Linked DNA regions of Homo sapiens: region 1 is linked to region 2. Evidence: read pairs that join two places in POLR2A ChIA-PET (ENCODE). Cell type or tissue: A673. All regions are shown on one strand. Links, peaks and the distances in the headings refer to the core of each region. The heading gives the core; the rest is flanking DNA. Region 1 overlaps AGRN (agrin). Region 2 holds the start of C1QTNF12 (C1q and TNF related 12).

What was found. Peaks named below come from ENCODE experiments on the same cell type or tissue, not always from the same donor. Only the 100,000 strongest peaks of a DNase experiment are listed, where the experiment ranks them.
Region 1: POLR2A ChIA-PET joins it to region 2 with 22 read pairs; 7 of 35 experiments call an interaction of 5 or more read pairs at or near these places.

The regions. Positions count from the first base shown.
Region 1 is chr1:1,030,240-1,044,042 of GRCh38, reverse strand. AGRN (agrin) reads right to left here. Exons shown (of 36, transcript NM_198576.4): 3 at 8,719-8,766; 4 at 3,163-3,378; 5 at 2,646-2,870; 6 at 2,341-2,565; 7 at 1,881-2,087; 8 at 586-804; 9 at 311-505; 10 at 20-220. Among named protein-coding and RNA genes, the nearest start is that of AGRN, 17 kb to the right of the region's middle. RefSeq lists silencers at 3,054-3,263, 9,921-10,070, 10,486-10,795, 10,715-10,835, 10,816-10,955 and 1 more and enhancers at 3,819-4,497, 10,709-11,578, 13,319-13,803. In A673, for the core only: a CTCF peak has its summit at 3,256; a DNase peak (open chromatin) is centred at 3,222; H3K4me3 peaks cover 627 bases; H3K27ac peaks cover 483 bases.
Region 2 is chr1:1,234,693-1,249,855 of GRCh38, reverse strand. C1QTNF12 (C1q and TNF related 12) reads left to right here and starts at 3,134. Exons shown (of 8, transcript NM_001014980.3): 1 at 3,134-3,342; 2 at 5,359-5,475; 3 at 5,581-5,665; 4 at 5,751-5,902; 5 at 6,304-6,412; 6 at 6,704-6,794; 7 at 6,943-7,021; 8 at 7,210-7,403. The coding sequence starts at 3,166. The coding sequence ends at 7,308. It overlaps B3GALT6 (beta-1,3-galactosyltransferase 6), which reads right to left. Exons shown (of 1, transcript NM_080605.4): 1 at 14,815-15,163. RefSeq lists enhancers at 1,629-2,409, 2,410-3,191. In A673, for the core only: no CTCF peak of the experiment used is centred there; no DNase peak of the experiment used is centred there.

The sequences.
Region 1 (13,803 bases), core at 73-8,072, 200 kb after region 2:
CCAGCGTCCCCCGGCCTACCCTGCTCGCACGGCCCTGCCCGGGCCTCCTCGATCTGTGTCTGCTGGAGGCAGGCGGCTTCCCGTAGCTCGCAGGCACTGCCGTAGGTGACACCGTCGCTGCCACACACGGGGCCGGGCGGGGGGTGCTCACACCGGGGACACACACACTGCCCTGCGGAGCACACAGCCCCAAAAGCACACACGGCATCTCCACAGGTCTCTGCAGGAGACAGAGCCAGGCAGGGGTCGGCAGGCCCAGGCTGAGGGAGGCACAGGACCCTGGCCCGCCCGGCCCCAGGGCCTCACTCACCACAGGGTCCAGCTGAGGCCACGTGCAGGCTGATCTGGTGTGTGCAGGCGTGCACGTGCAGCATGCACTCGCTGGGGTACGTGTGCCCGTCGGAGCCACACACGGGCTGGGCCAAAGCCACGCATTCAGAGGGGCACACGCAGCGCCCGGTCTCGGCCTCGCACAGGGCTCCAAAGCGGCACTGCCCGCAGCGGTCTGGGGAGGAGCTTCCATCACCAGGCGACCAGGAACCTCTCTCTCCCCGACCCCCACCAGACCCCTCACCCGCCACTGACCACAGGGTCCTTTGCGCGCCACCTGGATCTCCCGCCCGAGGGTACAGGCCGTGGCCTCCAGCTCGCACGCGCTGCCGTATGTGACGCCGTCGCTGCCGCACACAGGATCGTAGAGGCTCGAGCACGCCTGCAGGCATTCACACGCTGCCTGCCCGTTCTTCACAGCACACGTCGCCCCAAATGCACACTGCACCCCGAGGCATGGGGACGGGGCCTGGTCTGGGAAGGACACAGGGGCTCAGTGGTCCCACAAGCCCCCCCTCCGCTGCAGGCAAAGCCCCCAGCCCCACGCAGCAGTCCCTCTTCCAGGGAGGGGATGGTGGAGGAAGAGAGAACACAGGAGAAGGGCCAGATGCACAGCAGACACGGCAGAGAAAGGGACAGACACGCGGCAGAGGCGAGCGGAACACACACCCAGGAGTCCCCGGTGGCTGCGGGCGAGGCTGCCCCCAAGCTTGGGGCTTCCTGATTGTCCACAGCAGGCTATGGGAGGGCCAGGCTTCCCCAGCCTGCCCAGGCCACTGACCCCTGACCACCAGCATCCCCAGGACACCCATGCATGTGGGGGGGCTCTCTGTGGGTGGGAGGAGCCTGCACCCCCAGAGTCACACCCAGGGCTGCACGGGGGAGGAGGTGTCTGTCCACTTGCTCTGAGGACCACAAGGCCAGGCAGCAGCAAGCCACCCCCCCTGCCGCACCAGGGGCAGACCTCGGGCTGCGGGCTCCTGGAGGGCAGGCACGGCACCTCATCCTGCCAGCAGGTCAGGCTGGAAGACACAAGAGGCGGAGCCGACAGGGAAGAAGAGACCAAAGAGAAGAGACAGACGCAGAGAGAAAGACCAGAAGATGGGCGAACTGACCAAGACGAACACGACGGGACACGACGGCCACTGCCTCCCCCTGGCCCTTCAAGTCCTGACACTGCCTCCAAAACGGCCGACGGCTGCCCATGTCCCAAGAGTGAGGACCCTGGTGTTGTGTCCAGCCTGCCCACCCCAACAGCCTGTGCTTACAGCGTGGAGACATGCGGACAGGCCAGAGGACTCCCAGGGAGGGCGTGGCTGAGGTCAGGGACCAGGGAGCCTGGACAAGGCCCCGCCTCTGCCTCACCAGCCCCCAGGTATCCAGGTACCCTCCGCACACAGGCTCCACCCTCCCCAGAGCCTTCCCAGAGGGACCGGCCCACTCCCAGGACCCCAAGAGGAACATGATGGATGAAGATGGCATGTGATGTCCAGGCAGGGACTGACGCAGGAGCAGCCCACCCCGCCTGGCCTCCACCCCGGGGCGCTCACCACACGGGCCCTGGTGCTTGCTGGGGATGGCACGCTGCTGCCGGCACTCAGCCTGCTGCCGCCAGCAATCACTGTCATACGTGCGCCCGTCCTGGGCACACACGGGCCTGTAGGCCCCGTCACAGGTGACGCGGTCGCAGGAGCAGCGGGGACGGCCACGGCGGGACAGGCACACGGCATTGAACCGGCAGGGCTCCGGGCACTGGTCTAGGACGCAGGGGTGAGGGAGTCACGGAGAGGCTGGAGCACCCTCCATCCCTGCCCTGGGATGTGCAGGGAGCAGGGGAGCAGGCGGCCCTCCCAGAGGGGAGCCGCCCACCTCGACCCTGGCACTGGCCGCAGCCCTCCCCCGGGGGAGCCGCCCACCTCGACCCTGGCACTGGCCGGAGCCCTCCCCCGGGGGAGCCGCCCACCTCGACCCTGGCACTGGCCGGAGCCCTCCCCCGGGGGAGCCGCTCACCTCGACCCTGGCACTGGCCGGAGCGCACTTTCTGCAGGAGGAGACCCCGGGCGGCCCCCGATCGGCCCATGACACAGTCGTTTTCGTAGGTGACTCCGTCGTCCCCACACACTGGCGCCTGCCGGGCAGGGCAGCTCTCGGGCCGTAGGAGCATCTCAGGGCGCCGCGTGCGCGGGTTCACACGGCAGCTGCGGCTCGGGTCAGGGAGGGCGCCCTGACAGGGGTCTGGGGGTCGAGGGCAGGAGTCAGGACGCTGTCGCCGCGCGCCCACAGAGCTCGAGCCGTGCGCCCGCCGCCGCGCTCACCACAAGGGCCGTCGAACTTCTTGAAGACATTCTCCTGGCGGGCGCAGGCGCGGCGCAGGAGCTGGCACTCGCCGGGGTAGTCGGCGCCGTCGCTGCCGCAGACGGTCCCCTCGGGGGCGCCACGGCAGGTCGCGGGGCACAGGCACGAGGCCGTCAGCCCGTCGGCCGAGCGCGCACAGGTGCTGCCGAAGCTGCAGGTCACGTTGGAGCAGGGGTCCCGCGAGCCTGCGGGCGGGGCTTTGCCGGTCAGACGGGCCGCCCCCGCCCCCGCTCCCGCCCCGCTCCCGCCCCGCTCCGCCCCCCAGGCCCCTCCCAGCCCCGCTCCTCCCCGCCGGGCCCCGCAGGCCCCGCCCCCGCTCCCGCCCCGCTCCGCCCCCCAGGCCCCTCCCAGCCCCGCTCCTCCCCGCCGGGCCCCGCCCCTGCCCCCGCCCCACTGGCCCCGAAGCCCCTCCCAGCCTCGCTCCATCTCATAGGCCCCGCCCCTCCCCGCCCCAGGCACCGGCCCCGCCCCGCTCACCGCACGGCCCGCGGCTGAGCAGGCGGATGCGGCGCTGCTGGCTGCACTGCGCCCGCTGCAGCTCGCATTCGTTGCTGTAGGTGGAGGCGTCCGACCCACACACAGGCGCCACCACGCTGGGGCACGGGCTCTTCTTGCAGACGCAGGACGCCCGGCCCGGCCCCTCCGCGTTGGGCTCGCACACGGCGCCGAAGCCGCACAGCATTCCCCGGCACGCTGGGGCGGGTAGGGGAGAAAGCTCAGGGTGCCGAGACGCCCGTACCCACGTCCACAAGCCTGAGAGACCTTGCCGTGCTCGCAGCCCGCGCATTCACCCGCCCCCGCGCCGCATCGGGGGTCCACCACGGACACGGACACGCGTGCGTGCGCTCACAGGACCGGCCCTGCCCCTCGCAGACCCCGCCCGCCGAGGATTCCCGCCAGCCCCGGGCCTCTCCAGGGATGACCTTTCTCCCCCACCCCGCACCTGCAGGCGCGGAGAGGGGCGTCTGCCGCAGGCGGCACCCGACTCTGTTTCTGCGACGGGCGAGCACCCACTTCCCACCCACCTCGTGGGCCTCCAGCGAAAAGCAGAGACGCCTCGAAACCAACTCGGGCACAAGCAGTCCAGGCCCCAGTTCTGCTCAGGAGCTCCTTCCACATCGGCACCGGAGCCCCTCACCGATTCACCCCATGGAGCCGGGGGAGCCCCTTCCCGCGCTGCTGCAGCGTCCAGCACAGCTGAGCCCTGCCGCCTCCCGCCCGGGTCGCACCCAGGTCCCGCGTCTGGCCCTCAGGGGCCTGAGAGCCCCACCGGGACGGGGTGTGAGGCCAGGTCACAGCTCTGGCCCACCTCTGGCGCCTCCCTGACCGCTCCCTGCGCCTAAGATGGGTGGGGAATCTTCTTGCCTCCCTCTCCCCAACTCTTCCCCAGCTTCCCTGGAGAAGTGCAAATTCCTGGCCTCCGCCTCTACTATCTCCTATTCTCCCTGGCCAGCCCCCCACCCGCGGCAGGCCTGTGCCCTTCTGCAGCCTCCCATCGCTCCCTGGGATCCCTGGGGCACCCACACGCCCCCTCCTCCCTGGGCATCCCCCGGCCCCCCACCTCACTCTTGCCTCCTCCATCGCCCTCACTCTCTGTCAAAGCGAACTTCCTTCTTGGAGAGGTGCAGGAACTGTTGCTCATTTTAGTTCTTACAGCTGCAGACCACAGCGCCTGACACACGTCCCATCACCAGACCTCAACGTGGCCAACAAAGCTGCCTCAGGCACGTTAAAACCCAGAGCCCCTGCGGCAGCCCATCCTGAGCACCCCCACCCCCAGCATGGCCCACCCAGGATCAGGGAAGGGTCCGTTAGCGGCTGCAGCTGTCTGGATTTAATAAATGTTTAATTGGGTCCAATTATCATTAATAAGTCATGTCAGAGGGGTGGCTACCACCCATCACTTCCCAGCAGGCTCGTGAAATGGGGCAGGAGGAACCCCCCCCATCTCCAAGGAGGGTGGGTGCACTGGGAGCTGGAGCCAGCTGTTGCTATAGCAACAGCCCACCCCAGGCTCTGGCGCTGTCTGTCTGGGTGTCCCTGCCCCCACCCCAGAAGGCTGAGTGAGGGCCATCCGCCTGCCATCCCTGCAACCTACCCATGCTCCCCCCACCAGATCCCTGTCTTCCTCCCCAAACCTTGGCTGTGCCCCCACCCCTCTTCTGCTACTCTCCCACCTCAGGTCTTACAGCCAGGCTGCTCAGCTCTGCATTACCCACTGTGAGAATGTGGGCAGGTTATCACCTGCCTGGGCCTCAGTATCCCCTTCGGTGAATAGGAGCAATAGGACCTACCTCCCAGGATTGTGGGGTTAAATGGGCCAGTATCTGCAAAGCTTAGAGGGTGCCCAGCACACAGCGCTATGTGGCCCGTCTGCTGCCACTGTAAGTATAGTCATGAGGGCTGTCATCACCACTGGCCTTCCCCCGTCCTGGCTCAAATCAAACTCAAACCACATGCACCCCTGGCCCTTTCACTTCCCTTCTGGTTCCCCTTCTCTCTCCCCTCAGCATCTCCCTCTCCCTTTGGCCCTGCCTTGTCCAAGGCCCTGGGACTCCCAGTCCAAATCCAACGGGCACCTGCTGATGCCCAGCCAGCTGTTCTCCTGGGCTTCGGCTGGACCTGTGGACCAATGGTTCCCCCCAGGTCCCAACCCCATGGCCAAGGACCCAGTCACCTCCCTGCACCAGGGCTCCTGAGCCTTTCTCCCCTTTTGGTCACCTTGGCTCAGCCAGACCTCTCCCAAGGCCCTGACACCATGGCCAAGGGCACTGTTCCTGGATGGCGGGCATGCTCCTCATCCACCAGGACCCGCAGCTCCCTCCATAGTCCAGCCCGAGGTCCTGCTACGTCCCAAGACAGAGCCTTGGGGAAGAAGGTGATGATGGCAGCTCACCAGGGTGAGCGGGGCTGGACTGCTTGCAGGGGCATGGAGAGCAAGCTCTGGGATGGGAGCCTAGAGGTACCTTAGGGACAGGCTCTGAGTGACCAGCTGCTGGACCAATGTGGCAGGGCAGTGGAGAGACCTTGGGTACCTGGCGGGACCTTGAAGCCAGGCTGAGCACTGGCTCCCCATCCCCATCTGGTGTGCAGGGCCAGGTCCTGGCCCCTTCCCCTCTGCCTCCAGGGCCTCAGAGAGTCCGCTCCTCTTGGAATGTGGCCCCAGCTGTGGAGTGGGGGTGGATCTCCCTCACAGCATTTGATGGTGTGACACTGCCGGCCAGCCCAGGGTTTAAAGGTCACAGTGCTGGTCCCTCCCTCCTATCCCCATCCAGGCTGGAAACACATCTGCCCCTCAAGAGTGAGCTCAGGAATCACGGCCTCCGGGAAGCCCCACCCCCCCATTCTCCGCTCACACTGCGGGCTTAGGTGAGGGGCCGCTCCCACCACTGTGCTGAGTCTCCACAGGCCTAGGGGATCATAGAGGCTCCACACGAGATCACCTGAAGACAGGTGCACGTGGTGATGGCACACACGCACGTACCCGCCAGGCACAGCGCATTGCAGCAGCCACGCCCCGAGATGTCTCCCCTGCCAGCTGGCAGGAGGAAGGTAGGCCACCTGACAAGGCCACACTGCTAGAAATGCCAGCACTGGGCTCAGACACATCTGTGCTCCGGTCACCTGCCCACATGGCCCCTCATAGATGCAGGTGACACACCTAGGACCCTGAGAGCCCTGTGTTCCCGATGGGTCATTTTTGGGGGTCCTGCCACGCCTGTCTTAGCTCCACCTCCTGCAGGAGCCCCTCCCCGGCCACTCGGCCTCCCCACCCACTCTCCCGCAGCGTGACGGGTCCTCCCACTGTGTGCAACGCTGGAGGCGGCAGTGCTTTTTATAGGAGCGGGTATATTTAACTCCCTTCCTGGTCCTGGGTAGGCTGGGGGATGGAGAGGATGCCCCAGCCCTGCTGTGAGCTCTGGCCCGTAACTATGACCACAGTTAGGTGGCATGTGGGTCACGATGGCCTTGGTGTGGAGCCCTCCGTGACTCTGTGGCAGGGTGGGCTGTGGCCAGGTGAAGGGGGCAGTGTGTAAAGAAAAGGAGACACTCCCCAGCCTTCTGGGTGTCAGGAAACGAGGCTGAGGATGCTAAGAGAGGGGACCTCCCACCTGAGCACCTCTTTAAATCCAGTTGGCTCCAGGCCTCTGGCTCACAGGTGGTGGAAACGCAGTTCTTGCCCTGGCCCTGCCCGGCCCCAGCCACCAGCATAGACCTGCATAGACCTGTCTCCTCCCCAGGACCCAGCCCACTGGGAGGGTTCAGGCCCCTTCCTGCAAGACTCGGGTCCTTCTCTGAGTCCATACCCTCCTGCCCCCAGTCCTGGGGCTGCCAGGAGGGAGAGGGTCTTCCAGGACAAGCCAGCTGCTCACCTACCTGCTCTCCCAGCCTGTTGCAGGCCCCTGCAACCCGTGTCCCCTCAAATGCCTCAGGTCACAAACCACCCATGGTGCTGTGCTGCCCTGACCCACAGGGCTCCTGAGTCTCAGGAAGGGGGACAGCAACCCCACCGGCATGAGGCCCCTCAGAGGCCTCAATCACCTTGGCCACGCAGACCGGTCTCCTCTCCCCACAGTCCAAGAGAAGCCTGGTGCTCTGAGGAGCCTTTGGGATCTCATAGGAACAGCCTGGTGGGGTTGGGGGGCGGGTGTTGGAGGGCCATCAGGGGCTGGGGGCCAACAGACAGGTTGCAGGGCTAGAGCCCAGGGGTAGGACGGGTTCCCACAGCCACCATTCCCCATTCCCGCTGCCCAGCTCCTCACCCCAGGCCCAGCGCTGCCCCAGGCCAGAGTCCCTGGGACCAGGAGTTGAGTAGCCAAGTGTGGGAGAACCACTGCCCACTTGCTGGTGTGCGGCTTCAGGAGCAAAGCACAGCTGACTACAGGTCACCCCAGCCTGGCAGGCGGTCGAGGAAGCAGAGGGCCTCCATCTCACACCCCTGAATCCAGCTCCGGTTCCCAGGTGCCTAAACTCCACACTCCGAGGGAAGACCCCACCCTATCTTTCAGACCACTGAGCATCCCAAGCTGCCCCCACCTCTCAGCACAGGCGGGCATCACAGGGCCCCCTGCCAAGGCCTGGCCACCTCCTCCAGCCATCATCCCCCACTCCCAAGACCTGGAAAGTGGCCGAGACGATCTATCCAGCCCAGGGCTCTGTCTTCAGATCACTTCAGGATTCCCCAGGTCGTCCTTCCCACCCCATGTGCTGGTCAGGAAGGCCTCAGCACAGCCCTCACAGACAGCCCTGCACACACAACTGAACGCAAGTGAGACCCAGTGATGGGGCAGGTGCTCCTTCCCCACCTGCTGGAAAGGACCCCAGGCCTGGCGAGGGAGCCACCGGTCCCCCCGTCTGTGTTCCTCTGCAAAGCTGACCACTTCCTCTCTTCCCCTCACACCCTCACACCACCCCGATGACAGTGGCCCAAACACCAGGAGCACCCCGGGGAGGACAGGCCCCACCTCACAAAGCAGGTCAACAAGGTCAGCCCGCCCCCTCCATCACTTGTGTCCCCCCATGACAGCCTGCAGAGTCCCAGGGACAGACTGCCGCCCTCCAGGCCCCTCCCCAGACAGCTGTCACTGATCAGGTCAGGGCCCTCCCCCAGCTCAGCCTTCCCTGCAAGCTCCTGTCCACTTCCAGCCTCTGTCCAGCCCCACCCCTTGCTGAACAGGGAGAAGGGAGGACAATAGAGCGGAGCCCCCTGACCGGACTCTGGCCCTGCCCTACAGGTCTGACATCACCTCACAACCTGTGGGTCCCAGGACTTGTTCCCAGTTTTGAGGCTGAGGGGGCTGAGGCCCAGAGAAGTGAGAGCCGAGGTCCAGTGCCGTCAGGCGGCGGCCTCTAGACCCCGAGTTCCTACTGCGGCCCACCGCTGCGGACTCCCAGGACAGACGCAGGTGCCCTTGTCCAGCCTCCTCCTCACTCCAGACACACTCCACACGTCTGGGTGCACACCTCCAAATGGCCCCTGACTCCCAAGAGTGCCACAGCCCATCCAGGTCCCCCGAACTCAGCCCTACTCACCATCAGGAGGCGTCGGAGGCACTGGAGTGAAGTGGGTCCCGGGTTTATCTGGAAGAAAACAAATCCCCAAGTTAGGCTCCTCTGAGCAGGCTCCTCCCTGTCCCATCCCTTTGCCCAGCCTGGAAAGGGGCACCCCTGCCCACCCCCCCCCCCCCACCGCTAGCCCCAGGGATCCAGGCTGCTGAAGGGTCCAGCCCTGACCCCATGGGCTGGCTGAGGTCTGAGACAGAGGCCCCTGCTTTTCTCTGCCCCTCCAGCCAAATAGTCATGGCCTGACCCCTGTCAGATGGGGCCCCAGCCACAGGGGTGCAGGCAGGACCCCCTTCCCTGGAAGAGTCCACCGCAGGTCCTGCCCTACCCCCAACTGCCGGCTCTCAGTGTAGCCGGCTGCCCCTCCCTCCCCAGCTCCCGCAGAAAGTGTTTCTGCAGCTTTGGGTGAGGGCCAGGCCCACTGAGAGCCCAAGGACGGCCTCCAGGGACCGAGGGGTCCGCAGAGTGACCCATCCCATCCCCGGGAAGCTGCCGGGAGCCCCGCGGACCCGCCGCGGCCTCCAGCCTCTATGTGCAGGGGCCTCGGGGTTGGGGCTTGGCCAGTGCGACGCCCCGCCCGCGGCCACCTACAGTTGTTGAGGAACAGCAGCACCGCGAAGCCGAGCGTGGCGGTGGCCAGCAGGATCAGGCAGGCGTTGCAGGGCACCATGAAGCCTCGCACCAGCAGGGAGGCGCCAGGCGGCTGCCGGGTGTCCCGCGCCAGCGGCAGCGGAGGCATGGCCCGGGGCTCCGGCTCTGCGCCCCACTCTCAGAGCGTGGGGGCTCCTCACGGGGTGCCCTTGGGCCTCTTCAGGGCTGCTCGCCCCATCCTGGGACCCCTGGGGCGGCGGACAGCAGCTGTGCCCTCAGAGTTCACCCAGTCACAGCCCTGGGGGTGCCAGGTCCCGGCTCCAGTCCTCCAGGCTCATCGTGGGAGGAGGGCAGAATTCTCCCGGAGTAGAAATCCCAAATGTGGGCTCCGAGGTAGGCGGAGGAGGGACTGGGAGCCCGCAGCCACCCCTGCTGCCCACAGCCTCCCCGGGCTGGCCGCCAGCGCTCGGTCTTCCCGGAGCCCCCGGAGCCGCGCAGGCCGGAGAGGCGGTGCGCGCGGCAGGTGCGCGGGGGCCGGGCGCCGAGGGTCTGCTGTCCCCGTCCCCGGCAGAGGCGGAAGCGGCGATAGGAGCGGGCAGGCAGGAGGGGCGGCCGCGTCGGGAGCGAGAAGAAAGCGCCGCCTGCGGAGGCCGCGCCGGGTCCCGGGCTCCCTCCAGCTCCCCTCGTCCCCGCGGGGCTGGGGAGGTGAGTGAGGGGCGAAGACGCCGCGGAGGGAGGGCGGGAGCAGAGACAAAGGAAGCCGCCTCCAGGGACCCCGGCGTCCGCGGGGAGTTCCAGAGGATCGGGCGGATGCGGACGGGAGAGCGCCGCACAAAAGGGAACGCCGGGCAGGCGGGGCCGGGGGTGCTCGGCTGGGGCTGGGGCTGGGGCTGGGCCCGGGGCCGGGAGCGCTGGGGCTGGGGCTGGGCCGGGACTGGGGCTGGGGTGGCTGAGGCTGGGGCCGAGGGTGGGCCTGAAGGTGTTGGGACTGGGGGTGGGACTGGGGCTGGGCCTGGGGGCGCTGAGGCTGAAGCTGGGGCCGGGGGTGGGACTGGGGGCGCTGGGGCTGGGCCGGGGGTGGGACTGAGGCTGCGGGCGTTCAACTGGGATTGAGTCGAGGGCAGCGGTGGGGCTGGGCCGGGGGAGCAGGGGTCGCGCCGGGCAGCGTCGCGTGCTGGAGCGGAGGCGGGTGCGGCCGGGGCAGGTCGCGGGAGGAGGAAGCGCCTGGGGAGCAGGAGCTGGGCCGGGCGGGTCCGCGCCCCGCACCCGCGGGGGTGAATCGGAGTCGCCGCAGGGGGCTCGGGGGGCCGCGTGCGACCGCGTGTGCGCGTCGTCGTGCGTGTGCCCGCGAGTGTCTGCGCCCGCGGCCCCGCCCTGGCGGGGCGTAGGTGGGGGAGGGCCCCAGGTGCGGCGCGAGCTGGAGGGTGGAGTGAGGTGAGCGGCCCAGAAATCGCCTCGCCCACTTTCCCCTGGGGATTGACAGTGGCTCCTCCAGTCGCCGGCGCCCCCGACTCCCGCGCGGGGCGGGGTCATGCAAATGAGCCCCATGCAAATTGCGGCGGGGACTCCCTGCGGGTCCGTGGGGCTGGAACGCCCCCAAGAGGCCGTTCCGGGAACGTCCGGGCCCTGACGTCACTGCGGCCCGGGGCGGGGAATGGGGGTCTGGGCCCATCTGGGACTCCTGACGCGTAGTCCGGCGTCCCCACACCCGCCCCCGTAGGTCGCCCCTCTCCCTGGCCGCTGCCCAGCCGGGGGATCCGGGGGTAAGGGAGGGGCCCGTCCGGTCCGGTGTGTGCACCATCCCCTAGAGTCCATGCCAGGCCCGACCACCCTGGAGGCCAGAATCTCTCGGCGACCGCACCTCAGCGCCCCCGCACACCCCTGGCCACCCGCAGCCTTTGGAAGGGACCCCTGCGCACCCATTACCCTGCCCTCTCCTCTGTCCCTGCAATGACCGACCCCATTCCCCAAGCCCCAGCTCCAGGAAAGCAAGGACCCGGCGCCAGGGCGCTTCTGCTCCGCCAGTCCCCTCCAGCACCGCGGACCAAGCCATCTGCCACACTCGGTCTCACCCACTCTGCAGACGACAGCTGCCGGCAGCCACCAGTGCCACCGCGTGGTCACACCCAGGCCTCACCTCAGTCCACCCCAGAGGACCCACTGCCCACACCTGCTGCCTTCCTGGAGTCCCCCAGCCGGGTGTCTGGGCCCCTCAACCCCATGGCCTCCATCTGGACTCTCCCCAACGCCTCCTTCCTTCCAGGTGCCCTGTCTCACCTCCTGGTCAGGCTCCTCCAAGGGCCCCAGCCAAATCCCACCAACCCCACCTTAGCTGGGAAGGTCCTGTCTTGCCAGCTCCCTCTCTTGGGACTCCTTTCCACCCCACAGCCAGGGACCAGCACCATGCCCCATCACCCAGACAGGAGGCCTCCACATCTCTACGGCCCTGGAACCTGGTGTTCCAATGAAACCCTGCAGGAAAATCCAAACTCAGCCAAGGGTTCTCACCCACCCCAAGCCACGTCCCATCCAGAGCAGCTGTCAAAGGAAGCACTTGGAGACCCACCCCTGCTGGCCTCACTCTCTCCTCAGGGGAGCTCCTACCCCAACCACCCCACCCTGCTGGACCTTGGCACTGTCCACACCAGGCTGACAGTGTTCCGGCGGTGCTGACTGTGGGTGCCCCGGGCAGGGTCTGACTTTTTATCTCCCCAGCGCAGGGTGTGACCCAGGGATGAGAAAACCCAGAACAGGACTTGCTGTGTGCAGAGGCAGGTGGTTCACATGCATTCCCCATTTCTCACCTCCCAGCTCTGAGTCCCAGGGGCAGTGCCAGGGTCAAACCCAGGCCGTGCTACCAGGTCACGCGCCAGCCCGCCTGCTGCCACCACCTTCAGCCATGGGATCTCTGGGCGGGCTCTGCAGGAGGAGGACAGGTACCACAATGTGGGAGGGGTGGGGGAGCCCCAGGTACGGGCTGGCAGAGGGGGCCTCAAACACTGCCTGGGAAGTTTGCCCCCACACAGAGAGACCCTGGGATCTGCCAGCAAAGGGGGCCCAACAAGCTGAAAGTCACGTGGGGGGCCTGGCTGCCCCAGGCCGACACTGGAATGAGGCTTAGGGCCCCTTGGGCTGGGCCAGGGGAAGGGGAACCAGGCAGGCAGCCTGGCCCCACCCAGCCCCAGTCAGTGTCTGAGCCCCCCACAGAGGCCCAGATGCCTTCAGAAAGACAAAGGGCCATTGAGGCCCCAGGCCCAGCCAGGGAGGGAGCTCAGGCGACATGAGCTATTTTGGGATCTTCAGACAAAATCATTCAGCCCTGACCAGCCCACGCAGGCTCATGTGCAGGAAAGAGTACTAGCCCCCTGGTCCCTGATCTCACACTCACAGCACCATGCACCGCACACACATACACACACATGCTGATCTCACACTCAGCACCATGCACTGCACACACACAGACATGCTGATACACTCACAGCACCATGCACTGCACACACACATGCTGATCTCACACTCAGCACCATGCACTGCACACACACAATCTCACACAGCACCATGCACTGCACACACACACATCTCACACAGCACCATGCACCGCACACACACACACACAATCACACTCACAGCACCATGCACTGCACACACACACATGCTGATACACTCACAGCACCATGCACTGCACACACACATGCTGATCTCACACTCAGCACCATGCACTGCACACACACACACATGCTGATCTCACACAGCACCATGCACTGCACACACACACACGCTGATCTCACAGCACCATGCACTGCACACACACACATGCTGATCTCACACAGCACCATGCACTGCACACACACACACGCTGATCTCACAGCACCATGCACTGCACACACACATGCTGATCTCACAGCACCATGCACTGCACACACACACACACACACATGCTGATCTCACAGCACCATGCGCTGCACACACACACACACACATGCTGATCTCACACAGCACCATGCACTGCACACACACACACTGATCTCACAGCACCATGCACTGCACACACACACATGCTGATCTCACACTCAGCACCATGCACTGCACACACACACACGCTGATCTCACAGCACCATGCACTGCACACACACATGCTGATCTCTCAGCACCATGCGCTGCACACACACACGCTGATCTCACACAGCACCATGCGCTGCACACACACGCTGATCTCACAGCACCATGCACTGCACACACACACATGCTGATCTCACACAGCACCATGCACTGCACACACACACACGCTGATCTCACAGCACCATGCACTGCACACACACACACACATGCTGATCTCACACAGCACCATGCGCTGCACACACACACGCTGATCTCACAGCACCATGCACTGCACACACACACATGCTGATCTCACACAGCACCATGCACTGCACACACACACACGCTGATCTCACAGCACCATGC
Region 2 (15,163 bases), core at 4,288-12,287:
GCGCAGCCTGGCATTCGGGGCCACTACCGGTCTCCACATCTTGGTGGTAGTGGTCCCCCGGGCCCAGCTGTCTTTTTTATTTCTTTGTGTTGTATCTTTATTTCTACGATCTCTCATCTCCGCACACGGGGAGAAAAACCCACAAACCCTGTAGGGCTGCCCTCTACACCAGGGCTGCCCGTTTTCCTGCCTGTAGGGCAGAGGGGGAGGCCCAGCCTCCCTCGGTCTAGCCTCCCAGGGCTGCCCGTGTCCCGGCCTGTAGGGCGGAGTGGGAGGCCCAGCCTCCCTCGGTCCAGCCTCCCAGGGCTGCCCGTGTCCCGGCCTGTAGGGCGGAGTGGGAGGCCCAGCCTCCCTCGGTCCAGCCTCCCAGGGCTGCCCGTGTCCCGGCCTGTAGGGCGGAGTGGGAGGCCCAGCCTCCCTCGGTCCAGCCTCCCAGGGCTGCCCGTGTCCCGGCCTGTAGGGCGGAGTGGGAGGCCCAGCCTCCCTCGGTCCAGCCTCCCAGGGCTGCCCGTGTCCCGGCCTGTAGGGCGGAGTGGGAGGCCCAGCCTCCCTCGGTCCAGCCTCCCAGGGCTGCCCGTGTCCCGGCCTGTAGGGCGGAGTGGGAGGCCCAGCCTCCCTCGGTCCAGCCTCCCAGGGCTGCCCGTGTCCCGGCCTGTAGGGCGGAGTGGGAGGCCCAGCCTCCCTCGGTCCAGCCTCCCAGGGCTGCCCGTGTCCCGGCCTGTAGGGCGGAGTGGGAGGCCCAGCCTCCCTCGGTCCAGCCTCCCAGGGCTGCCCGTGTCCCGGCCTGTAGGGCGGAGTGGGAGGCCCAGCCTCCCTCGCTCCAGCCTCCCAGGGCTGCCCGTGTCCCGGCCTGTAGGGCGGAGTGGGAGGCCCAGCCTCCCTCGCTCCAGCCTCCCAGGGCTGCCCGTGTCCCGGCCTGTAGGGCGGAGTGGGAGGCCCAGCCTCCCTCGCTCCAGCCTCCCAGGGCTGCCCGTTTTCCTGCCTGTAGGGTAGAGTGGGAAGTCCAGCCTCCCTCGGTCCAGCCTCCCAGGGCTGCCCGTTTTCCTGCCTGTAGGGCAGAGTGGGAGGCCCAGCCTCCCTCGGTCTAGCCTCCCAGGGCTGCCCGTGTCCCGGCCTGTAGGGCGGAGTGGGAGGCCCAGCCTCCCTTGCTCCAGCCTCCCAGGGCTGCCTGTGTCCCGGCCTGTAGGGCAGAGTGGGAGGCCCAGCCTCCCTCGGTCCAGCCTCCCAGGGCTGCCTGTTTTCCTGCCTGTAGGGTAGATTGGGAAGTCCAGCCTCCCTTGGTCCAGCCTCCCAGGGCTGCCCGTTTTCCTGCCTGTAGGGCAGAGTGGGAGGCCCAGCCTCCCTCGGTCTAGCCTCCCAGGGCTGCCTGTGTCCCGGCCTATAGGGCAGAGTGGGAGGCCCAGCCTCCCTCGGTCCAGCCTCCCAGGGCTGCCTGTTTTCCTGCCTGTAGGGTAGAGTGGGAAGTCCAGCCTCCCTTGGTCCAGCCTCCCAGGGCTGCCCGTTTTCCTGCCTGTAGGGCAGAGGGGGAGGCCCAGCCTCCCTCGGTACAGCCTCCCAGGGCTGCCTGTGTCCCGGCCTGTAGGGTAGATGGGAGGCCCAGCCTCCCTCGGTCTAGCCTCCCAGGGCTGCCCGTGTCCTGGCCTGTAGGGTGGAGTGGGAGGCCCAGCCTCCCTCGGTCCAGCCTCCCAGGGCTGCCCATTTTCCTGCGTGTAGGCCTGAGTGGGAAGTCCAGCCTCCCTCAGTCCAGCCTCCCAGGGCTGCCCACTTTCCTGCCTGTAGGTCAGAGTTGGAGATCCAGCCTGTTCTGTCTAGAGTCACAGGGGAGCTCATTGCCAGTGGGTGACAGAGAAAATTTGGATGCCCTGCCTGTGAGGAGGGGTCTGGTAGCCCTGGGCGGGGGGTCTCCTTGGCCAGGGCACCTGCCCACCCCTCCCTTTGCCCCAAGCCTGGATTGAGGGGTGTTGGGGCTGCCTTTCCCGACCCATGCTAGATGCAGGCCACATCCAGGGCTCACCTGCGGGGGTCCAGCAGGGCTGGTACTGTGTGGGCGCTGTGCCGTGTCCCCAGGGTCCTCCACCACCTTCACGAGCGGACACGGGGCCGGGAGGCTTCCACAGTGCTCTCTGGAGATGCCAGTCAGTGCCTGAGAGCCCGGAGGGCGAGGGGGCAGCCGGGGTCCCTGGTGGGTTCCCAAGCGTCATCCCCATCCCAGCCTGGTCTCCCGTGGCTCTGCCTGTGGATGTGGCCTGGGGCTGGGGTTGACGCTGGGGTCTCGGCGTGGCTACCTTCGTGTCTGGCAAGAGGGGAGGGTCTGGAGTGTTCCGAGCTGTCCATCAGGGCCGGCATGTTGACCTTGGGCCACTGTTAGCCTCGGCCAGGACCAGCGGCTGGAGGGTCTTCCAGCCCCACCTGGCCACCCCATTCCTCCAGCCACTGAGCCCAAGGGGCCTGTCGCCATGATCTGGCCTCACCTTTCCCCCGAGTGGGGCCCCAGCGAGGCCGGCCAGCACCCCCAGGACCCTGGGCCGGGGCCGTGAGTCAGGGCGGGGCACCCGGGGGAGCCTGGGTGAGGAGGTCGTGGGAAGGGGCTGGGGCTTTGGCTGGCTGGTAGCTGCCCTCCGGTGGCTGGCTGCAGAGGCTGCTGTGAGGGGAGCCAGGTTGAGTTCAGCTGGCAGGGAGGGCGAGGAGGTAGGCTGCTGTCTTCACGGTTCCCAGAATGAGGTGGACCTTTGGGGAAGCAATGGGGGCAGGGTGGGGTCTGGGGACGGGAGGCAAGAAGCAGCGGCCGGGGTCAGTGGGGGTCTCCGCCCCGTCTCCGTCCCTGGCCGTCGGGGCGCCCGGGCGGCTGGCTGATCGTCCGAGTGTGAGCCCCCACCCTGGAGCCTGCGAGGTCTGGGGAGGAGGAGGCGAGGGGAGGATTTACTGGGCGGCGGAGTGAGGAGGCCAGAGAGGACGGGGGCTGGGAGCGGGGGCTGGAGCGGGACCCCGGGGGGACCTGAGCGCCGTCGCGCCGCCGTTCCGGGCAGGTCCGCGCAGACATGCAGCGGCGGAGGCCGGGCGCGCCCCTGGGCCTCGCCCCCGCGCGGGGGCTCTGAGCGCCGGCCGTCCCCATGACTGCGCCCTGGCGCCGAGACTCGCCGCGCTGAGCCGCCTCGGGACGGAGCCATGCGGCGCTGGGCCTGGGCCGCGGTCGTGGTCCTCCTCGGGCCGCAGCTCGTGCTCCTCGGGGGCGTCGGGGCCCGGCGGGAGGCACAGAGGACGCAGCAGCCTGGCCAGCGCGCAGATCCCCCCAACGCCACCGCCAGCGCGTCCTCCCGCGAGGGGCTGCCCGAGGCCCCCAAGGTACGCGGCCGGGACGCACGTGGGCCCTCGCGGGGCAGCTTCGGAGCTGGGGCTCTGGGGCGTCCTCCCCCAGCAGGCTCTGTCCCTGCCGGCTCTGCCTCCGGGTCGCCCTTTTCGAGGCCTCGGCCACGGTCCCGCCTTGAGAATCTGCTGCAGCCCAGCCAGGCCGGCCTCTGGGAAGCCCTCTCCTCCTCTGCAGCGGAGACCTGGCCCCCAGCTGGCCTGGGGTGGGTGGGTGAAGGGGGCTTCCCGCGGTTGGGGGCCGCAGTTAACCCTTTGAAGCGTGGGCCTGCCGCGCTCTGAGGAACCTGTTGCTATTAGGTTAATTGCTGATTTGGGGGCGGGGGTGGGGTGGTTCCGGCTGCTTGCTGGATGGTTCACCAGACCCCTTGGGAGTCCAGCGCCCCATGACTCCTGCGGCTGGAGACGCCATGGCGAGCCTGTCCCTTGTGCTTTCTGGGGGTCCTGTGTAGCTAGCACCCCCTCTTGCGGGTTAAGTCCTGGGGCCCCAGTCAGGCCGGGCGTCCTCACAAAGACAGAAGGCCCCAAGCCCACCTCAACCCTGGGCTTCCTCTCTCCTGCTCAGGGTCTCTCCAGGGGTCTTGGAGGGCAGGTCTTGCTGCCGCCGTCGTGGGCCCCAGGACTGGGAGGGGAGCCGCAGTTGCCAGAGCAGCCCCCATCCCCGGCCCTCACACCTTTGATGCTGGTCTCCCTCCTCCCGAGGGCGTCTCTGCTGCAGCCAGCCCGGCTGCCTCTCAGCCCACGCGGCCCCGCTGGAGCCCGAGGTCCCGTTTCCCAGATGGGAAGGCTGAGGAGGGTTGAGGCCGCGGCTCTGCCAGCTCAGGAAGAGTGGGCTGGTTCCCGGCGCTAGGGCCAGGCTGGCAGTGCTGGCAGGGGCGGGGCAGTGGGGGGGTCTTCAGCAGTCCGGGCCAGTCCCCCTGGAAGGGAGGGGGCACCCCACTGCCCAGGGCCACTCCTCCAGAGACCCTGCAGGGTGGCGGGCCTCCCTCAAAGGGTGCCGGCTGGAGGGCTGTGAGGTGTGTGCTCAGGCTGGCCCTCCAGGCTTCCAGGGTTGGGCGGTTCTCCTGCAGCCTGCTCTCTGTTGCCTCTGGCTCTCAGCCCCCAGATAGGCTGAGGTACAGGCCCCTCCAGGGCGCCGGGTCCCTTCAGCACATTGCGGTGGTGGTCAACAGGACAGCAAGCGGATAGCGGATGCCTGAGGAGTGGGGGAGGAATGGGGGGAGGAGAGGGTAGGGTGGGGGGAGGAGGGGAGAGGTGTGGGGGAGGAGGGGAGAAGAGTGCGGGGAGGAGGGGGAAGAGTGGGGGGAGGAGGGTGAAAAGTGGGGGAGGAGGGGGAGTGGGGGAGGAGGGAGATGAGTGGGGGAAGGAGTGGGATGAGGAGTGGGGGGAAGGAGTGGGATGAGGAGTAGGGGGAGGAGGGGGGAGTGGGGGAGGAGGGGGATGAGGAGTGGGGGGAGGAGGGGGAGGAGTGGGAGAGGAGGGCAGAGGAGTGGGGGAGGAGGGAGATGAGTGGGGGAAGGAGTGGGGGAGGAGGGGAGAGGAATGGGGAGGAGTGGGGGGAAGAGGGGGAAGAGGAGGAGGAGGGGGAGGTGGGAAAGGAGGGGAGAGGAGGGAGATGAGTGGGGGAAGGAGTGGGATGAGGAGTGGGGGGAGGAGGGAGATGAGTGGGGGAAGGAGTGGGATGAGGAGTGGGGGAGGAGGGAGATGAGTGGGGGAAGGAGTGGGATGAGGAGTGGGGGGAGGAGGGGGAGGAGTGGGGGAGGAGTGAGGGGCTCAGGGCATCAGGCTCTGGCTGTGTCCACAGAAGCCCCGCATGCCTGCCCTGCTGGTGGCATTGGGACGTCAGGGTTCTGACTCCCCCAAGGGCGGCCGTGGGTCCTTCTCCTGGCCGGCGATGCCTTCCCTGGTTCTGCCCTGAGTGCTCCCCGCTGCCCTGGGGTCCCAGCTCTCTGCAGGGTGCAGCCTCAGTGCGCTAGCCCCGTCCCGTCCCTTCAGCCATCCCAGGCCTCAGGACCTGAGTTCTCCGACGCCCACATGACATGGCTGAACTTTGTCCGGCGGCCGGACGACGGCGCCTTAAGGAAGCGGTGCGGAAGCAGGGACAAGAAGCCGGTGAGCCCCGCCCGGGCTGCTGCAGGGTCTGAGCCCCGGACAGGGTGTGGTGGTAGCTCCCACCGGGTCCCACTGGGCCCCTCACCTGCTTCTCTCTCCCCCCAGCGGGATCTCTTCGGTCCCCCAGGACCTCCAGGTGCAGAAGTGACCGCGGAGACTCTGCTTCACGAGTTTCAGGAGCTGCTGAAAGGTCAGCCGCCCTGCACTGCCCAGAGACCAGACGTGCCTGGGCCCTGTGCTGACCCTGCTGGCCGCCTGTGCCCTCCTCCCCACAGAGGCCACGGAGCGCCGGTTCTCAGGGCTTCTGGACCCGCTGCTGCCCCAGGGGGCGGGCCTGCGGCTGGTGGGCGAGGCCTTTCACTGCCGGCTGCAGGGTCCCCGCCGGGTGGACAAGCGGACGCTGGTGGAGCTGCATGGTTTCCAGGCTGTGAGTGGAGCCGGGAGCTTAGAGCGGGGTGTTGGGTGGGGCCCCACAGGCAAGACGGGACCACACACACCGCCTGACACTCATGGGGCAGCATGTGGGTTGGGGGCTGGGGGCGGGGCTCGGAGGGCGAGGGGCTGCCTCGGGTCAGGGTTGGGAGGCCCTGGGGGCCCAGATCACACTTTATGCCCAGACGGAGCGTGGGTCCCCGGTAGCCGGGAGGCAGGGAGACCCTCCTGGGTGTGGACTCGAGGGTCAGTCCTGCTGGTGCCCACAGTGAGCGTGAGGGTCCCGGGAGAGCTGCTCCGAGTGAGGGGCTGTCGGTTGCAGGCACCTTCCCCAGGCGGGGTCTGTGGGGTGGGGGCCAGGCCCTGCGCTGGCCGCTCACCCACTGCCCCTCACAGCCTGCTGCCCAAGGTGCCTTCCTGCGAGGCTCCGGTCTGAGCCTGGCCTCGGGTCGGTTCACGGCCCCCGTGTCCGGCATCTTCCAGTTCTCTGCCAGTCTGCACGTGGGTGAGCCGGATGGGGCAGTGCCGTGTGCTGTGACGGGGCTGGGGCTGAGCTTTCTGGGGGCGCCTGGCATCGCCGGCCCCGGGTGCGGGTCCTGTTAGGGACCTATCCCCTGCCCCATGGGGGGCCTTGGACTGGGCATGGGGTCCCTGCTGCACGCCTGGCCTCAGGCGCCCCCTCCCCAGCCCCAGCAGCCACTCCTGGGCCTGTCCTGGGATGTGTGCCCTGAAGCCCCTCCCCACCAGCCCCCACCCCGCCCCCCATGCACCACCCTCCCCAGGGCTCTCTCCGCAGACCACAGTGAGCTGCAGGGCAAGGCCCGGCTGCGGGCCCGGGACGTGGTGTGTGTTCTCATCTGTATTGAGTCCCTGTGCCAGCGCCACACGTGAGTGACCTCAGCCCCCGCTCCAGGCGGCAGCCCCCGGACCACCCTTGGAGGGGCTCACAGGCCACAGGGGTCTCTGGGCACTGGAGCAGGTCTTGGCCCCCTGGACCTGCAACGCCTCCCTCTTGCCCTGTGGGGCTGTGTTCAGGTGCCTGGAGGCCGTCTCAGGCCTGGAGAGCAACAGCAGGGTCTTCACGCTACAGGTGCAGGGGCTGCTGCAGCTGCAGGTGAGTCCGGGCCGGGTGTGAGCGGGAGGGCTCGGGTGCACTCGGGCTGGGCCGGGTGTGAGCTCGGTGCACTCAGGGCGCAGACCTCTGGGGCCTCGGCACCTCCTAGCGCAGGGCAGGTGGGCAGACGTTGGCCACCGAGTGGCTGGGCTGTGGCTGCGGTTGTGACGTCCCCGTGCTTCTTACAGGCTGGACAGTACGCTTCTGTGTTTGTGGACAATGGCTCCGGGGCCGTCCTCACCATCCAGGCGGGCTCCAGCTTCTCCGGGCTGCTCCTGGGCACGTGAGGGCGCCCAGGGGGGCTGGCGAGGAGCTGCCGCCGGATCCCGGGGACCCTCCTACTGATGCCCGTGGTCACCACAATAAAGAGCCCTCCACCCTCCCCACTGCCTTCGAGTGCTGCCTGGATGTTTCACTGGGGGTGGAAGCCAGGCTGCCGAGGTCGGCGGGAGATGGGTGGGGGCAGAAGGGTGCTGTTCACAGGGGAGCCCGGTAGCTTGGGGTATGGGCCGTAGAGCCTCCCTCGGGGCCGACTTACCTGGCCCGGGATTATGGTGATGGCAAGAGGCTGGGCGCTGCCCTGGTAGCCCCTGCAGGGGCCACGTCGACCCTGAGGACAAGGACCACTGTCCGTGCCGGCCCCACTCAGCTCTGCCCACGGCCTGTCCAGCCTTGGGGGAGCAGCAGGCCGTGGGGCACTGGAAGCCCCAGAGGTTGGAGAGCAGCACTGTTCTGGGCCCTCGGGAGGCCTGCGTCCTGTGGGGGGCTCTGTGCAGGGCAAGAGGACGTGCATGCCACACACGGGACCGCGTGCTTGCATGTGCTGGCCGCCGCAGGCGTGTGGAGCTGAAAGGCACCCCTGCGGGCTCAGGTGCGCCCAGACCGTGCCGTGCCCGGGGCACCCAGGTGGAGCAGGGCTGGAACCAGCAGGCTTCTCCTCGCCTGCTCTCGGTATGGCCGCACTCTAATGACCAGGGCCTCTCGGGGGCCTTAGGGGCCAGAACTGCCCCATGGAGGGTGGGGTGGGCCCCATATGTGACCATCATGCTGCTGCTCCCTGGCAGGTCCTGTGGATTTGGGCCCCACCCCCACCCCATTTTGGCTCTGGCAAACCCACACCAAAGAGTGTAAACTGGCCTCAGGACGTCCAGGCCTCTGCTGAGCTGCGGAGATGCCATCTCTGGTTGGCATCCAGAGCCCTTAGTCGCTGGTGGGGTTGGGGAGGTTGGAAGAGGCCAGAGCCCACGGCTGTTACCCCTCCCCTGGGACCTGGAGCTGCCGGGGCTGGCACAGAAGGGGCCCTCCCCAAGGCTTGCTGGGCAGTGAGGCGGGACAGCCCAGCCCTGCGACGAGGTGTGTGGGCAGGCGCCAATCGGCACGAGGTGGGCTTGGGTGGTGACCCGTCCCCACCTCTCTCCCTGGGCCCCCCAGAGTGGCGTCAGGGGCTGGGGCTGTCTGGAGGGGCCTCTGCTTCACTTGCCAAGGCTGTGGCCCCGGCTTAGGGGCTCCTCTCTGCCCTCAGCACCCCTTCTGTGGGCACGGCCTGCCCCCTGGGGCCTGGATCTGGAACGGGGGGTCTCCCTTCTGCAGCCCCTGCCCTGCTTGGCCACAGCACTCAAGAGTGCTCCCTTCCAGAGAGTCGGGCAGCTGTGCATCTGTACAGGGGGAACCAAGGTTGTGCCGGGCCCTCCTGGAGCTGGGTCAGCGGGGACAGCAGTGTGGGGGCCCTGAGGAGGCAGAGGCAGGAGCGTGGCCTGCACCTTCCTGGTTGGCGTGAGCCCTGGGCTGCGGACTCCCCTGTTTGCTTCCAGTTTTCAGTGGCTCCTCCCCAAACTGACGGGCCAACCCTGGGCAAGAACGGGCTGGGGGCAGGCACCCAGGATCAGGCAGCACCCAGCCAGGCCTTTCTGAACACCGCCTGGGGCCTCACCATCCGGGAATGGGGGCCCTCTAGGTTCTTCAGCAGCAGCCAGTCCCCCACCCTACCCAGTCCCGGAGGTAGGAGCTGTGATGACAGATGGACATGCCAGAAATGGGACCCAGGGCCGCGTAGAGCAAGATGGTGATGAGAGACAAAGAGACGTGGAGTGGTGGGGCGGGGGGCCGGGGCTGAATGAGTTGGGGGCCAGGGCCCGGGTGAATGGGGGCGGCGGGGGCTGGGGCAGGGACCACGGCCGGGGTGAATGAGGTGGGGGATGGGGGCTGGTCGGGGGTGGCTGGGGGCTGGCATGGGGGCCAGGGTGAATGGGGGGGGCTGGGGCCAGGGTGAATGGGGGGCGTGGGGATGTCCTGGTGCTGGCACCACCTCCCTGGCCTCTGCCTCCTGGTTTCTGCCCCAGTGGGAGGTGATCAGCCACTTAGCCGCAATTCCCCTGGAATGTGCCATCTCTAGCCCCCTCTGGGCACCCAGGAGCAAAGGAATGGACAGGTCGGGGTGGGGTGGGCGGCCTCACAGGAGGGTCCAGGCTCCCAGCCCACCCAGCCAAGGCTCCATCCTCTGGCCCAGCCCAGCTGCACCCCTTCATTCTCTCTCAGCCTCACCTCCTGGGCTGGACCCACACTGCAATGTTTGCCATAGAAGGGACCCTGGACTCTTGACGAGGGTGGGAGATGCCTGTCACTCACCCAGCCGGAGCGTGGGGTCCCCGGGGCAGGTGCAGGCCAGCCAGAGCTGCTGTTGCTTGGGGTCTGGGCTGGCTGGGGGACCTGGGGAGCCCAGGGAAACGGATCTCTTCAGGCCTGTGCCCCCCGGTTTGGGAGCTGGGGTATTGAGTGTCCCAAGCGTCTGGCAGCTTCGTGGACCCTGGCAGGAGCAAAGCCAGAGCAGCCGGCTACGTGCCGGACGGCCTCAACCCGACCCCTGACCCCTGACCCTTGACCCCATGCCCTGAGCGGCAGGGAGCTGCCGGCTTCTCCGTGACCTCCACCAGGGCTGACTTCCCAGAACCGCAGGCCGACCCTGCTGCCTGGCCGGGGCTGGGGGCATCGGACACTCCTGCCGTGGGCTCCCTGCCATCCTGGGAGGGGCCATGCCCGGTGCGGGGACACTCCCCCCACCAACCCTCCAGCTCGTCTGCTCACAGGACCAGCCCTTCCCTAGAGTCCCAGCGCTGGACCTGCCTGACCCACCCTGCCCCGGGGCTGCCTCGGCTGGGTCGGAGCCAGTATTCCCAGCCCTGGTGCTGTCCTGGTCTTGAATGGACAGAAATGCGGACGGGAGCTCAGGGCAGCCAGGAAGTCCTCTTGGGGCCAGGTGCGGCAGCCACCCTGAGGGGGCAGCAGGAGCCAGGGGAGGCAGGGCTGGGGGCTCCTGGCTGTGAGGAGGAGGCTGGGCCCCGCTCCGGCCCCGCCTGTCAGGTGTGGACACCATTGCCCATCCGTCCCCGGTGCCTCAAGGGCCCCACTGTTGGGGTACGTAGGAGATGCGGCTGCCCTGGCCTGGCCCCTGGGGGCGCCTGGGTGTGGACCCTGGGGCTGCAGCCAGGACAGGCAGGCGCTGGAGGCCCAGCTTTGGCATCTTGTCTTCGCATCCTTCTCCCCGCCTCTGTCACCCCTGCCGCCCCTGCCGCCCTGCAGCTGGGAGGGTGTCTGCTCCAAAGGCCCCTCGGACTGCCTGCCAGCCTCTCTGGAGTAAGCCCAGGGCGTTCCTGGGGCCTGTCCCAGACCCCAGACCACACCACACCTGGTGACCACTGTCATCTGGGCCTTGGAACAAGAATGGCCTGGGGGCATGTAGGGGCTGTGTAGGGTCCAAACAGACCTGCCTGCCCTGCTTTGTAAAAATCTATGTACCCAGGTGCCCCGTGTTGACCCCGGGTTGACAGTTGTGTGTCCCTGCGACTGGTGCGTGTGTGCCCACGTGTCTGCACATCTGTGTGGGTCTCTGCCCTGGGACTGGGACTCTCTACAGAGCCAGCAGCACGGCCCCCTTGAGAACAAACCCAGAACAGCCGTCCAGGACCCCGGGCCCGAGCGCTTGGCTGGCCACTCAGTGCCTGGAGCGGGCGTGGCCGGGGTCCCTGGCGTCCGGGAGGCCACATAGCTTCGGTCCTGCCAGGGACAGCAGAGGGGCCCATGGAGCTGTGACGGCTGCTTCGGCATGTGGGGCTCCCTGAACTGCGTGAAGGGGTCCAGGGACGGGGCTCCCACCCTCAGCTGGGGGCTGCTCAGCGCGCTGTCCCAAGGGGAAGCTCTTTCCTGCCTGCAGAGCGCTGCCCTGGGATCTGCTGTGCTCCGACGCCGCTGGGAGCTGGAGCTGGGGGCAGAGCTCGGCGCCGCGTCCTGGGGCCGTCGCTCACGGGCTGGGCTTGGCCAGTCTGTGCTTGGACTCCCAGTTCAGGTCACTCTGAGCTATGGTGACCTCAGGGCCTGTCCCCCAGGGGTCTCCCTCAGCCTGACCCTGACCCAGGAATGGCAGCGTGTCTGGTTGCGGGAACACGCCCTGGCCCTGCCTGTGCCTGCCGAGCCACCGGCGTGTCTGTCCGCCTGCGCATCTGACTGCTGTACAGGTGGGCCTGGCACCAGAGGCCTGGGGACAAAGGGTCTTTGTTTGGGAGGCTGGGGGCAGCCCCTGCTCTGGGCCAGTGACTCACGGGTGCCCGGGCGTGATGATATCTGTGTTGCGACAGCCAGGTGTCATGCGTGTGACCCAGCCCAGCAGGGCCTCCTGCCCACCCCGCCCGCGCCCACGGCCCTCACTTGGGGGTGACGAGAAGCGTGACAGGTGGGGGCTGGGCAAACCCCGTCTCCGCAGGGAAGCGTCTCCAGACCCCTTGGGCCCCCAGCCCGCACGCCCGGGCCTCTCCCTGCCACACAGGAGTGTGCAAAACACATCTCTGCAGCAGGAGGCACCACGGCCGGACTCAGGCCCTCGGGACGGGTGCTTTTTAGGCTGAGTTCAGCTGTTCCTGGGTCGGAAGGTCTGGGTGAGGCGGTTGAGGGTGAGGCACCGTGACCGTCGCCCCGGCGGGGACTTGGGCCTGGCTCTGCCCATCCCTCACTCTCTCTCCGGTCTGAGGTGGGCGGTGGCGGGTGCGGGGCCCCTGGGGGAGGCTGGGGCCGCTGAGACCTTCGGATGCCACCGGAGGGAGGGCCTGGGGCTTGGGTTTCCTTCTGCTCCAGTCACCGGGCTGGGTCCGGCCCTGGGTCAGCGGGGAGGGGAGCTGGACTGCGGCCCTCCTGGGCTCCTGTCCTGCCTGCCCGGCCGGCCCTGGAAGATCTGCGGCCACCTGTGTTTACTCTGGAGGATGCAGCTGAGGAGGTCCTGGCAGGGCCACACTCGTAACCCCTGGCTTCTCAGCTGTGGGCGCGGTCTTGCACCCTGGCTAGCTGAGTTGAGGGGACTTTGCGGCATCTGTGGCCCCGACCAGGGCAGAGTACCCGAGCCCCAGCCCAAGGAGAGGCCTCGCTGGGCAACGCGACCAGGACAGAGGCCGAGGCTGGATGGGTGGGGAGCGCCTGGGGCCTTCCAGATCCTCCTTCCTGCCCCTCCCGCCTCCACCTCCCTTCAGCCCCTTGGCTGCAGCCAGCTCTCCTGGGATCACTCATCCACTGTCTACCTCCACTGGGAACCTCGGTGAGGGAGGCTCAGATCCTTGGGGAGGGAGGAGGGGGTGGGCCCCAGAGAGACCTTCCGAGGAGGACAGGGTGGGGCCAGATCTTGGTTCTTCTCCTCGGGTGGTTCTGACCTGGCCAGCGTGGTGCAGTGTGGCCATCAGGGCAGGGCTAGCGGCACCAGCATCTAGCAGGGAGGGTGCGGAGGGCAGGGAGGCCAGAGAAGGAGGGGCTGTGAGTGCTGGGGGTGGGGACCCACCCTGGCCCTGAGGGAAAGGAGTGTGTACACCCACAGAGGCCAACTTGATGGGGTGGCCTGGGTTTCAGCTCCCAAGGCTGTGGGAAGGTCCTCTGGGTGGGGGCTGGGAGGAGACCTCAAGGGGAGGCCCAGGGGTTTGGGCTGTGCCCCCTCAAAAGCCTCCTCTTTGAGGACCCCAGAGATTGGCCAGGCCTGTGGGATGGACACAGAGGTCTTTCCCCTCAGCCCACAGTGGGAGAGGGAGACGCCAGCTCACCTCAGAGTAGGAAACCAGGAAAAAGCGCCAAGCCCTTCCCAGGCCCCTGAAACCAGGGAGCAGGCCCCACACAGCCAGTCCAAGGAGCTGGAAACTTCTGACAGGCTGCTGTGGGCCCAGGAAGCAGGGCCTTGCGCGAACAAGGGGCCTCCTCTCTCCTCCCGGCCCCGCTCTGGGTGCGGAGGGCCTGGCACGCACCTGTCTCTGGCCACCTGCTCCCGAGGACTCCCCAAGCCGTCTGGGCCGCTGGGGCTTCCATTCCTGCAACGTCAGCTGGTCTCACAGTGCCACAGCTGGGGAGCCTGGGGCCGGTGGGGCCACAGGAGGGCCGTGACCCCCTTAGACCTGAGGACTCTGAGCTGGGACAGTCAGCCAGGGAGAGGGTGGAAGAGTCTGGGGTGACCCAGGCCGCGGGGGCAGCCCTGCTGCAGGCTGGACTGATGGAGGCCTGCCGGGAACAGGGTGTGTGCTGAGCCCTGCGGGGAGGAGATCTGGGCCCAGTCAGTGCTGGGCGTCTGTGATGCCACAAGGTTGCAGGAGCCCCTGCCTGCGTCTGCACCGAAGAGCGCCGGGCACAGGGAACTGGGCTGGCATCCTGGGGCTGCTGGACGGGGCGTCTTCCCTCGCAGCCCTGGAGGCCACGCTCCTGACTCTGGGTAGAGCCCTTCCTTGCCTGGTGGGGTGGGGGTGGAGGGTCCTCAATCCTTGGCCTGCAGAGGCATCGCCTGGGTGTCAGTCTCTAGCCACACAGTGGCTTTTTCCCAGGTCTTTTCTGGTAAGGACACCAGTTCCGTGGGAGTAAGGCCACCTCAGGACCTTGCCTTAACGCAATTCCACCTGCAGAGACCCGACTTCCAGACAAGGTCAGTTTGTAGCTGCTGGGTTAGGGCTTGGAATATCTTTTAGGGGGCACAGTTCAGTCCCGTAACAGGAGCCTTGACAGCCAGGATCCCAGCCAGACACAGGTGGGCAGGTGGGAACCTGGAGGCCTCAGGGGCGGGGGTGCCTCCGGATGCAGGTAGCACTTTGCATCTTGGGGGTGACCAACCAGGCCACAGGCCCGGCGGGTACCCAGGGCTGGCCCAGAGAGCTGGAGCCAACGTCAGGTGCCTGCATGCCAGCCTCAGGGGGCAGAGAGGCAGGACCATAGTCCCCAGGAAGAGGGCAGAAGGGGGTGCTCTCCTCCTGGGGGATCCTGAAGGGACCAGAGCCCATCCTCTTGGCTTGACCTGCATTCCCTGCCGGCCCTGTGCCTCCTGGGGGCTGTGTGCGTGTGGCTGCGCCGTGCCCGTCCAGCCCTGACACTGTCCCCTCCATGGTAGGTTCTCGGGGCCACTAGAGGAGAAACATCCGTGTGGCTGAGGAAGAGTTGGCTGTTTTGTATCCCAAGTTCCCACATGGAAATGAATTCGGTGACCCCCCATCTCCCGAGGGCCTCCTGGTTTGGCCCTGGTCTCCGGGAACCGAGTACCTGGGTGGGTGGGGAGCTGTACAAGCTAAGACCAGGGAAGGACGCCTGGGGGACGGATGCCACGGCCCGTGCACGGTCGATTGGAGCCGCAGGGCAGGGAGGATCTACAGGGCAAGTTCCAGGTGAGACCAGAGAGAGCTGCAGCTGCCCCGGCTCTGGAAGCCCCCAGCCCTCCCGAGGCCCAGCCTTCAGCCCACGTATCCTCTGAACCCGTTCACCACGGTACGGCTGGGGAGGGTCAGCCTGGGGCAGGCTTTGTTCTGATATGAAATTTAATGTCTTAGGCTGAAAAACACTAAATTTCCATTTTTTTGTAGGTCAGAAGTGGTTGCAAACTGGATTTTTAGACTCTTCCTGTTGGGGGTCTCGGACATTTGCTCTTTTCCACAGCGGCCAATTCTTCAGAGCCACAAAGAACTGGGCGACGCAGGCCAGAGGTGTGGGAGTCCAGCCCTTGGTTCGAATCCCGCTCTCCACTGTCCATGGGGTTCTCAGCAAGCCCTCTGGCCTCTCCAAGCACACGCAGGGTTCCTCAAGCAATTCCAAACTCCAGAGAAGACATCCCAGGTAAAATCGGATGGCAGGGACCTGGGACACCGCTGT